2 separate regions of the Homo sapiens genome follow, and region 1 is linked to region 2. Evidence: read pairs that join two places in POLR2A ChIA-PET (ENCODE). Cell type or tissue: B cell. All regions are shown on one strand. Each heading gives the region's core, and the rest is flanking DNA. Links, peaks and the distances in the headings are about the cores only. Region 1 overlaps GAS7 (growth arrest specific 7). Region 2 overlaps MYHAS (myosin heavy chain gene cluster antisense RNA).

Region 1 (5,385 bases), core at 260-5,259, 460 kb after region 2:
ACAAAGTCAAGGTATTGTGATGAATCCTTCTGTGTTCCGCCTGCATGCCTTAGACGGTGCTGAGCACAGAATCGTTCCTCAATAAGATTCTCTTGGGGAGTCGATTGCTGACTAAAGTGGATTGGTACAGCTTCTGTTTTGATCTGCCTGTCATAATGTTCTATCTCCCATCTTTTCGGGGAACTTCCCTATTCTCACCCCGCCATGTGACTTTGGTGGGGCTTGTCAACCAAGATACGTTGCTAAGTTGGGAGGAAGTTACCAGTGGCTCTCTAGTTGGGGCAGAGTCCACCTACACGTGACAGCCAGTCAGAGGTGAGAGAAGATGTCCTGTAGACATTGTGTGAGTCCCTGGAACCAGGCATCACTGAACTCCAGTGATGCATGCTGATAAATCCTCCTTTGTGTTGGCTTAAACTTGTGGATTGGATTTCTGCCACTGGCAACTGAAAGTCCTGGCTCTCTTTTCCTTCCATTTTGGAATGCAGCAGTGATTCTCTCTCTTCTTCCATTAACAAAGGGAAACTGAAAGGGTGTCAGAAGTAAAAGTCAAAACTGGAAAACTTTATTTAGGTTGGGTTATGGTGGCTCGTGCTTGTAATCCTAGCACTTTGGGAGGCCGAGGCAGGAGGAGCGCTTGAAGCCAGGAGTTCAAGACTAGCTTGGGCAACATTAGGGAAACCCTTTCTCTGTAAAAAATAAAAAAAGTAGCTGGGCATGGTGGTGTACACCTGTAGCCCTAGCTATTCAGGAGGCTTAGGTGGGAGACTCACTTGAGCCAAGGATGTCAAGGTTGCAGTGAGCCATGATCATGCCATTGCACTCCAGCCTGGATGACAGAGTGAGGCCCTATCTGTAAATAAATAGATAGATGGTAGGTAGGTACGTAGATTGATGATAGACTCTTATAATCACATTAAATGCTGTCATTAAATGACGTAGAATAATATTTAATAACAAGATAAAATATCACCAAGAAAAATGAACATGTGACAGTTTTGTTAGAAAACAGTATTGTTAGAAAACAATACTTAAAAGAGGCTTCATCTGAGCTTCATCAGTGACAAGTATTTAAAAAAAAAACAAAAACAAAAACAAGCAAACGAAACCCTTTAACTTGGTATGTTGGCCTGTGCCTATAGTCCCAGCTACTAGCAGGGCTGAGGCAGGAGAACCACTTGAGCCCAGGAGTTTGAAATCAGCTTGGGCAACAGAGCAAGACCCCATCTCTAAAAAAAAATAACCAAACTTAAAAAAAGAAGAAGTCTGACATCTGGAAATATGCTTTTAAGTCAGGTCCAGGGAACCTCAGAACCAGCCTCAGTTCACAGGCTTCTACTTTTTTGTAGAGCACTTGCTGGGTGTCAAGCTTTGTTCTATTCTTTTTAATCCTAACAACAACTTCATGCGTTAGGTTCTACTATTGTCCCCATTTTACAGGTGGGGAAACTGAGGCACAGAAGTAAAGTGACTTGCTCACTTATGGTCACACCATGATGATGCCTGGATTGAATGAAATTTAACAGCCTTGGCCAGGTGCGGTGGCTCACGCCTGTAATCCCAGCAGCTTGGGAGGCCGAGGTGGGTGGAGCATTTTAGGTCAGGAGTTCGAGACCAGCCTGGCCAACATGGTGAAACCCTGTCTGTATTAAAAATATAAAATTAGCTGGGCGGTAGTGATGCATGCCTGTAATCCCAGCTACTCGGGAGGCTGAGGCAGGAGAATTGCTTGAGCCTGTGAGGCAGAGGTTGCAGTGAGCCGAGATCGTGCCACTGCACTCCAGTCTGGGCAAGAGAGTGAGACCCTGTCTAAAAAAAAAAAAAAAAGAAATGTAACAGCCTCATTACTGAGTCCAGATGACTCCAATTTGCTGCCTCTCATAGGTGTTCATTCAACAACTTCTATAGGCAAGGAGAAAAGTTACATTTCAAAAGCCCACTACCTTCACTGTATCCATTTACACTTTGTGTGTGTGTGTGTGTGTGTGTGTGTGTGTGTGTGTACTTAACCAGTTGAGAGAAAGAAAGAAAGAGAAGAAAAGGAGAGGAAGAAAAGGAAAGAGTCAAAGGGGAATGGGCGGAAGGGAGAAAGGAAAACGGAAAGTTGAAGTGTGCAAGAGAGTGCCTGGGGTTTGAGGTTGGAGGTCAGATGAAATCAACGTAAATGTCACAACCACACTTCCTCTTGGGAGTTGGTGAATGAGTCATCACCTGGTATGCTGCCCTTTTAATTCCTGATTAGTTGGTTAACCACTATTTCTAGGTCTTTAAAAAATAGTTAATATTTTTTTCTTTATTGAGATGTTATTCACATAACGTAAAACTCAGCTCTCTACAGTATACAGTTCAGTGGTTTATAGTATATTCACTGTGTAGTATTCTAATATATTCACTAACTGCAGAACACTTCCATCACCTCAGAAAGAAACCCCTTCCCTGTTAGCTGTCACTCCCCATTCACCCCATCTCCTTACCCCTAACAACCAACAACTACTAATCGATTTCTGTCTCTGTGGATTTGCCTATTCTAGGCATTTCATAGAAACAGAATAATGTTACATGATATCTGGCCTTTTGTGTCTGGCTTATTTCACTTAGTGTAATGTTTTCGAGGTTTATCTGTATTGTAACATGCATCAGCACTTCATTCCTTTTCATGGCTGAATAATATTCCATTATCCCGATATGCCACGTTTTACCTGTCCATCAGTGGATGGACATGTGAATTGGTTATACTTTCTAGCTATTGTGAATAATGCTGTGACAAACATTGGTGTACAAGTTTTTTTGTGGGACATGTTTTCAGTTCTCTTGGGTCTCTAGCTAGGAGTGGAATTACTAGATTGTATGAGGACTCTGTGCTTAATAAAGAACTGCCAAACTGTTTCTACCTCTTTTCCACCTCTAATCCTCAAATGGAATTGATGGAAAGTCACAAAAATATAAGTTGGTTTTTGTGTTCTTCGGCTGCAGTATCCTAAAATTCTATAAGGTGAGATATGTTATTTCAAAATGGGGCCGGGCGCGGTGGCTCACGTCTGTAATCCCAGCACTTTGGGAGGCCAAGGCGGGTGGATCAACTGAGGTCAGGAGTTTGGGACCAGCCTGGCTAATGTGGCAAAACCCTGTCTCTACTAAAAATACAAAAATTAGTTGGGCATGGTGGCGGGCACCTGTAATCCCAGCTACTCTGTAGGCTCAGGCAGCAGAATCGCTTAAACCCAGGAGATGAAGGTTGAAGTGAGCCAAGATCGCACCACTGCACTCCAGTCTGGGTGATAGAGCAAGACTCTGTTTCAAAATAAATGAATAAATAAAACAAAATAAATACATAAAAATGAACAAAAATGGATCCTCTTCTATTTAGGCTGACATGCCTTGCAGCAACCTTCTGGAGCAGGAAGATGGTTTATTGGATCATATGGGCCAGGGTTCTCCATCATTTATTCATCATCCAGTTGACCTGATACCGTTCTGTTCAAGAGAGGATTCTTTTTTTTTTTTTTTTTGAGGCGGAGTCTTTCTCTGTCGCCCAGGTTGGAGTGCAGTGACACCATCTCTGCTCACTGCAAGCTCCGCCTCCCAGGTTCATGCCATTCTCCTGCCTCAGCCTCCGGAGTAGCTGGGACTGCAGGCACCCGCCACCATGCCCAGCTAATTCTTGTATTTTTAGTAGAGATGGGGTTTCACCGTGTTAGCCAGGATGGTCTCGATCTCCTGACCTCGTGATCCGCCCACCTCAGCCTCCCAGAGTGCTGGGATTACAGGCGTGAGCCACCGCGCCTGGCCTTTTTTTTTTTTTTTCTTGAGTGTTTCTCTGTTGCCCAGGCTGGAGTGCAGTGGTGCAATCTTGGCTCACTGCAACCTCCGCCTCCCGGGTTCGAGTAATTCTCCTGTCTCAGCCTCCAGAGTAGCTGGGACTACAGGCATGCACCACCACGCCTGGCTAATTTTTTTTTTTTTTGTAATTTTAGTAGAGACGGGGTTTCACCATATTGGCCATGCTGGTCTTGATCTCCTGACCTTGTGATCCACCCACCATGACCTCCCAAAGTGCTGGGATTGCAGGTGTGAGCCGCTGCGTCTGGCTCTTAACTGAGAGAGGATTCTTAACCAGCAGCAAACAGTTATCCAAGGGATGCAGGTGAAGAAAGGTCTAGGTTAACCGAAACCAACGAGGCAGCTTTTCACCCCACAAAAATAACCTCCAACACCAGAACACAACCAAGAAACATAAAAGTGCAAAAAAACTGTGTTCTTTTTTTGACTCCCTCTTTCTCAAGCTCCTAAATCAAAAATGCCTGTGCTAGCCAATAATTGATGTTCACGTGTGCTTTATGATTTTTCAGGTGCTCTCACATGAGATACATGATCGGCTCTCACAGCAGCTCCTTGAGCTCCAACAAGCAGTTACTATTTCCATCATCTTGATTTTTCAGCTGGGGACATGGGAGGTTCAGAATTTGTGATTTGCGGCCAGGTTAGGAAGTGGCAGTTGGTAAAAGACAGACTTGGCATTCAGACCTTTTGACTTGGAGTTCTGTACTCTTTTTATTATGAGCTCTTGGCAGTGTTCACACCGTTTTAAAAAATCTAGATAAAGGTACTCTGATTTTTTCCCCCAAGATTCACATTAATAGAGTTTGAGCTTGGCTTTGGGAAGCTTCGATAAACATCATATTTGGATCTTTGGCATGAGAGAGAAATGCCGTGTTGTACCCTTGATCCCAACACGTGTGTACAAGCCCACTTGCCCAGTATATTTTTACAAGTGTATTTTCTGTGTTCATGCATGTGAGGTTTCTTAGCCCCCTTGGCTGATCTAAAAGCCTTACTTTTGAGCTGTAAGAGGCAATATTAGGATGTTCCTGTTATTTTGAGTAGCTAGTAAATTCCAGACTGGTGGAGAGGCTCAGCTGTGGGCTCAAAAACCGTTTACAGAAACTTTGAGGATGTTTCCTTTTGTCTGCGTATTTTAGAAATCAGCTTAATTGAGGTTGTCTGAGCATTTTTGTAAATTTCAGAGAGGCAGTTGTGTATTATACTTCGCTGTGATTAAACACGCAGACACATACACGCCACCCTCTGCCCCCACCCAAGCCCCACTGCTGGCTTTGCCTGGAAGTATGAAAACACCTATTTGTTTATTCAAAAGCCATAAACCAGGCACACAGTGGAATATGTGCAAGTATGTTGAACAAAGTACTTTTCAGTGCTTAAAAGCTAATTGAGTAGGTATGGATCAGTAGTTTGTAATTAACATATTAAAAAAAATGGCAAACCATGTGACTAAGCATTTGAAGAGGGCTTTTGGCTTCTTTCTTGCTTACTGTAATTCTTGACTTAATAGGTAAATCTCAATTTCGAATGCCCACAGGAGTACAG
Region 2 (5,385 bases), core at 273-5,272:
AGCAAGTCCTCAGAGTTACTCTAACTTTGTTTTTTTTTTTTTTTTTTTTTTGAGACAGAGTCTCGCTCTGTCGCCCAGACTAGAGTGCAGTGGCACGATCTCGGCTCACTGCAAGCTCCGCCCCCCAGGTTCACGCCATTCTCCTGCCTCAGCCTCCCGGGTAGCTGGGATTACAGGCGCCCGCCACCACGCCCAGCTAATTTTTTAATTTTTAGTAGAGACGGGGTTTCACCGTGTTAGCCAGGATGGTCTCGATCTCCTGACCTCATGATCCGCCTGCCTCGGCCTCCCAATACTCCAACATTTTTACATGGTGGAAGCACTTCCTTTTATTTAAACACACTCAGAAATGGGCAGGGAGTGGTGGAGCCTCACATGTTTAAGCCTGCAATCAGAGGTTGGCAACCTATTTGCACATGAGTGACTCTGAGTGACACACCACTGCTCCAGTCAATGGCCTAAAAAGATGTGCCATGCACACAGCTCCGTTTGAACCTGCAGCGGCACCTTCCACACTTTCCTCCAGACAAATACCAGCTCCTAGGTAACAAAATACATCTCTGTTTCTCCTATCCTAGGTTTATGTGGAAGCCCTCAAGTTATACTATGCGGGCGGTGGAAGACAGAGATGGTACTTGGAGGATTGCGGCCGACACGCACCGATGGAAGCTTCCATTTTCATGGGGGAAAATGCAGCCCTGGCAAGGTGCACAGGGAAGGTGGCCAAATCTGCGTACAGTGGCTAAGCAGTAAAGGTGCTGTCAAGAAAATCACTGTTGGGTACATTCAAGGGGGCAATGGTGACATAATCACAAGGTTCCGCTTCAAGATTGGCTTCCAATCAACTGTAAAGTGAAATATTCGTCTGGCAGGTAATGTGTAGCTCAATGCAAGAACAAGGCTATTGCCTTGAAATATGGTACTGAAATAGAAGGAATACGGTCTCCAACTTGCAAAGTCCCCTTGAAGATTCTTCACCCTCCGAGGTATTTTTAGTCATGGTAATTGTAGATGGTGGGCAAAGTGCTAGAGCCCTCAAAATAAGATGGCTCTTAAAAACGTAAGGTCAGCAAATGCCATCTCCGTAAGTCAAGCCTGCAAGAAGGATGGGATTAGCTGTCTACAGGGCAGCTTTCCAGAAGTAACCCGTCTTGCTTGAGTGATTTGGAGTGACCTTGCAGAGGAGATTGAAGTGTTTCTCTTGAGTATGTCATTAGCAAGCGGCAAAACAATCCAACACTTAGGAAACTGTGTGTTATGGTAACAAGAGTGCAAACGGCAAGGTAGTGGTCGTATGAGTATTTGCAAAGGGGAAGGTGGAAAATGAAAATCTATCAGCGTGTCACCAGGAGGTCCAACACCCACTACGATTCTGGATGACTGATCCTGACACTTTACATAAAAACAGGCTTACAGAGAAGGAGGTCCAGCCATCAGACCTTCAGAGCTTGATGGAAATTGCACATAAGGAGCTCCAACTTTTGGCTGGGCGCGGTGGCTCATGCCTGTAATCCCAGCACTTTGGGAGGCCGAGGCGGGAGGATCATCTGAGGTCAGGAGTTTGAGACCAGCCTAGCCAACATGGTGAAACCCCATCTCTACAAAAATACAAAAATTAGCTGGGCATGATGGCGGGTGCCTGTAATCCCAGCTACTGGGGAGGCTGAGGCAGAAGAATTGCACGAACCCAGGAGGCGGAGGTTGCTGTGAGCCGAGCCACTGCACTCCAGCCTGGGTGACAGAGCAAGACTCCGTCTCAAAAAAAAAAAAAAATCCAACTTTTGTTCTGTGCTCACCAAGCGACCTTCTGATATTGTTTACCACAAAGAGAATGTTCTGGAACAGAGTTTGGTTTCACTTCCTGGACCCAGAAGAGTTCCCTTAATAAACTAATAATCAACTGGAATTCTGGTAGAAAATTCAGTGCCTTGCGAGTTTGGTTAGTATGGACCAATTTCTGACCACTTGATTAATTCCAGATGCCCTAGTAAATCACATTCCTGAGCTCCAACCTATCATTCTTTCATCTAACATTTATTGAGCACCTACTGTCTACCAAGCACTATGGTAGGAACTGGTGAAAGCCAGATAAAGGACACAGCCTCTGCCCTCAGGGAGCTTTCAGACCAGTGTTGACCCAATCCTGGAGTGTGAGAAACATCACGCTTGTTATGGCTGAGCCTGAAAGGGACAATGAGCCTCCTCCACTGCTACTGAATCAGAACTTACTTTGCATTTACAGTCTATCCATGGGATCAGAAAATCAGTCAACCTTAGATTTGAAAGGAACCTCAGACATCACCTTACTTAGTGACTCTCAATGCTACCTACACATGACAATCACTGGGAGAGCTTTTAAAAAATACTGATGCTGGCCGGGCGCGGTGGCTCACGCCTGTAATCCCAGCGCTTTGGGAGGCTGAGGAGGGTGGATCACCTGAGGTCGGGAGTTCAAGACCAGCCTGACGAACATGGAGAAACCCCGTCTCTGCTAAAAATACAAAATTAGCTGGGCATAGTGGCGCAAGCTTGTAATCCCAGCTACTCGAGAGGCTGAGACAGGAGAATCGCTTGAACCCGGGAGGTGGAGGTTGCGGTGAGCCAAGACCATACCATTGCACTTCAGCCTGGGCAACAAGAGCAAAACTCTGTCTCAAAAAAAAAAAAAAAAATACTGATGCCTGGCCTAACCCTGTCCCTACCCTAAGTTGTTGATGAAATTGATTTGAAGAGGGCCCCCAGATGCCAGCATTTTTCATTATTTGTCCGGGTGATTCAAAGGTGAAGGCAGGGCTGAGAATCCCTGATCTAGTCCAATGCCTGCATTTTCCAGGGGCTAAACTGAGACCCAAGGAACTGAAAGAATGTGCCCAGAAAACATTCACTCACATAAATTCAGGGACTTATCTAGGACCCTAAGTCAGAGTGTGCTTTGCTTCAATCAGTGTCTCCCAGATCTAGTCATTTGAATACAGTCTTCCCAATACTGTCACAGCCACATGCATCTCTATGTACTTTTTAACTTATTTATTTATTTACTTGTTTTGAGACAGAGTCTCACTCTGTCACCTAGGCTAGAGTACAGTGGCGTGATCTCGGCTCACTGCAACCTCCGCCTCTGGGGTTCAAGTGATTCTCCTGCCTCAGCCTCCTGAGTAGCTGGTATTACAGGCGTGCGCCACCACGCCCAGCTAATTTTTGTATTTTTAGTGAAGATGGGGTTTCACCATGTTGGCCAGGCTGTTCTTGAATTCCTGACCTCAAGTGATCTACCCACCTTGGCCTCCCAAAGTGCTGGGATTACAAGTGTGAGCCACCACACCCGGCTTCTATGTACTTTTTTTAAAAAATGATTTTTAAAATGTAATGCTGTTTAGCCTTGTCTTCAGCAATAAAATCTGTAAAATACACCTTAAAATTAAGAACAATTAAGATGCGATGGACTTCGCAGTCGACCACCTTAGCTCCTGCTGTACATCACGCCTTGTGCATGTATCACACTTTAAAACACAGAAGACTGAGGTACTGGGAGTGCTGGGAAGACTTGGGGAAATTTAGGGCAGGTGTTGTAGACCTTTGTCCTGAGTTACTCACATGTAGGGCTGAAGAAGCTGCAGGTGACCACATGTACCAGGCAGCAGCTGAACCTCATGGAGTCTGTCAGTCCTCGGCAGCACTCAAATCCTCAAACGGGGATTAATGATGGAATTGGAGCGAGGAAGGAGGGGGTGACAACCGGAGGATTCATTTTACCTCTTCTGGAAAGGCTACAGGTCACCCTGTACCAACAGACTATTAAAATGAAGCTGCCTATCCATCACCTGGAATCTGCTGGTCCAAACACGCTGAAATTGATCTAGCAGGAGGGGAAAAATACCATTACAGAAGGCTCATAAAGTCACAGCACAGTAATGCAGCTTACACTAGAGGCCATCTTTCAGCCTGGGTTTAAAGATTCAGAATTTTAAATTTATTATTCTACTTACCAGGACTTATTTTCTTTTCTGAATAAGCTCATTAATCTTGATAGGTTGTTTAATATATTCTAAAGTGATACTCAATATTCTGAGAGAAAGGAGAGAAAAAAACAACGTATTCACCTGTCTCAGTTGAGCTTCAAGATAAGTTAGTTCTTTGAGTTTGAACAAATTCTCCATAATCAGGGCTTTAATTAAGAGGTTTCCCAGTTTTTAAATTTGGGAGAAAAGCGATGAAAGGAATTGGAGAATTTGTACTCTGGTAAAATGAGATGACCTGGAATCCTTATCTAAACCAACAAATCTAAAGAAAACCTAAGACCTTGTTCAATTCTCTTTTTCTCTCTCACTTTTATATTTAAAAAGACTGTTCAACCAACTAATTTCCTAGCAATTCCATTCCTAGGAAAGTCCCTTGGATGGATTCTGATTCCAGTGCACAAGAAGACATAAAGAAGGATGTTCAATGCTTAATTTTTTATAATAGAGAAAAATTAGAAGTACGTTGAATGTCCATCAACTGGATAAACAGGATAGATAAATTGTGGTAGAGTCATATATGAAATGCCATACAGCCATGAAAATGAATGAATAAGAGTTATATATGTCTCAAAAATTGATGAAAAGCAGCAAAAAATATATATATAAATATATATATTATATATATAAATATAAATTTTTTATATATAAATATATATATTATATATAAATATAAATGTTTATATATAAATATATAAAATATATTTTTATATATAAAAATATATTTAAAAATATAAAAATATATATAAAAATATAAAAAAATAAATATATATTTATATATATTTTTAATATATATAAAAATATATATATGTATATATGTATAGTGCCATACTATTTAGGTATAGTTTTAAAATATAAAACAATAGTGCCTAGTGCTTATGGACATAAACACATATAATAAAAGTGTAAAGCACTGGGCAGGAAGATACACACCAACTTTAGGGAGACAGTTGCTCCTGGATGAAGGCAGGAGATAAGTACAGTATTTTATTATTGCAATTATTTTAAAGATCTGAAGCAAATATGAAAAATGACATTTGTTAAATCTAGATGGTGGGTCATGGAGACTTATTAAATTATGTTTTCAAACTTTTCTGTCAGTTTGAAACTTCATAGTTGAAAAATAAAGTTATTTAAGCCATTGAAGCCACTGAGTCAAAAATATATACATGAATTCCTTGGGTAGAAATATCTGATTATGACAGAAAAGCCTGCCTTCTCCTATTGAGAGACAAATGCAAAACTCAATGTTTCTTAGGGATGCAGACACAAAGAAAATTGGCAGAAGGAATTTGCTAAGTTGTTAATAAAATAAAGCCCAAGGGCCAAACACGATGGCTCATGCCTGTAATCCCAGCACTTTGGGATG

Evidence for each region. Peaks named below come from ENCODE experiments on the same cell type or tissue, not always from the same donor. Only the 100,000 strongest peaks of a DNase experiment are listed, where the experiment ranks them.
Region 1: POLR2A ChIA-PET joins it to region 2 with 7 read pairs; 2 of 35 experiments call an interaction of 5 or more read pairs at or near these places.

Annotation. Positions count from the first base shown.
Region 1 is chr17:10,147,034-10,152,418 of GRCh38, reverse strand. The region is part of intron 1 of GAS7 (growth arrest specific 7); the gene reads left to right. Among named protein-coding and RNA genes, the nearest start is that of GAS7, 49 kb to the left of the region's middle. In B cell, for the core only: no CTCF peak of the experiment used is centred there; DNase peaks (open chromatin) are centred at 1,248 and 2,148; H3K27ac peaks cover 2,328 bases.
Region 2 is chr17:10,606,825-10,612,209 of GRCh38, reverse strand. It overlaps MYHAS (myosin heavy chain gene cluster antisense RNA), which reads right to left. Exons shown (of 11, transcript NR_125367.1): 7 at 3,987-4,065; 8 at 3,595-3,856. Among named protein-coding and RNA genes, the nearest start is that of MYH3, 48 kb to the left of the region's middle. In B cell, for the core only: no CTCF peak of the experiment used is centred there; no DNase peak of the experiment used is centred there.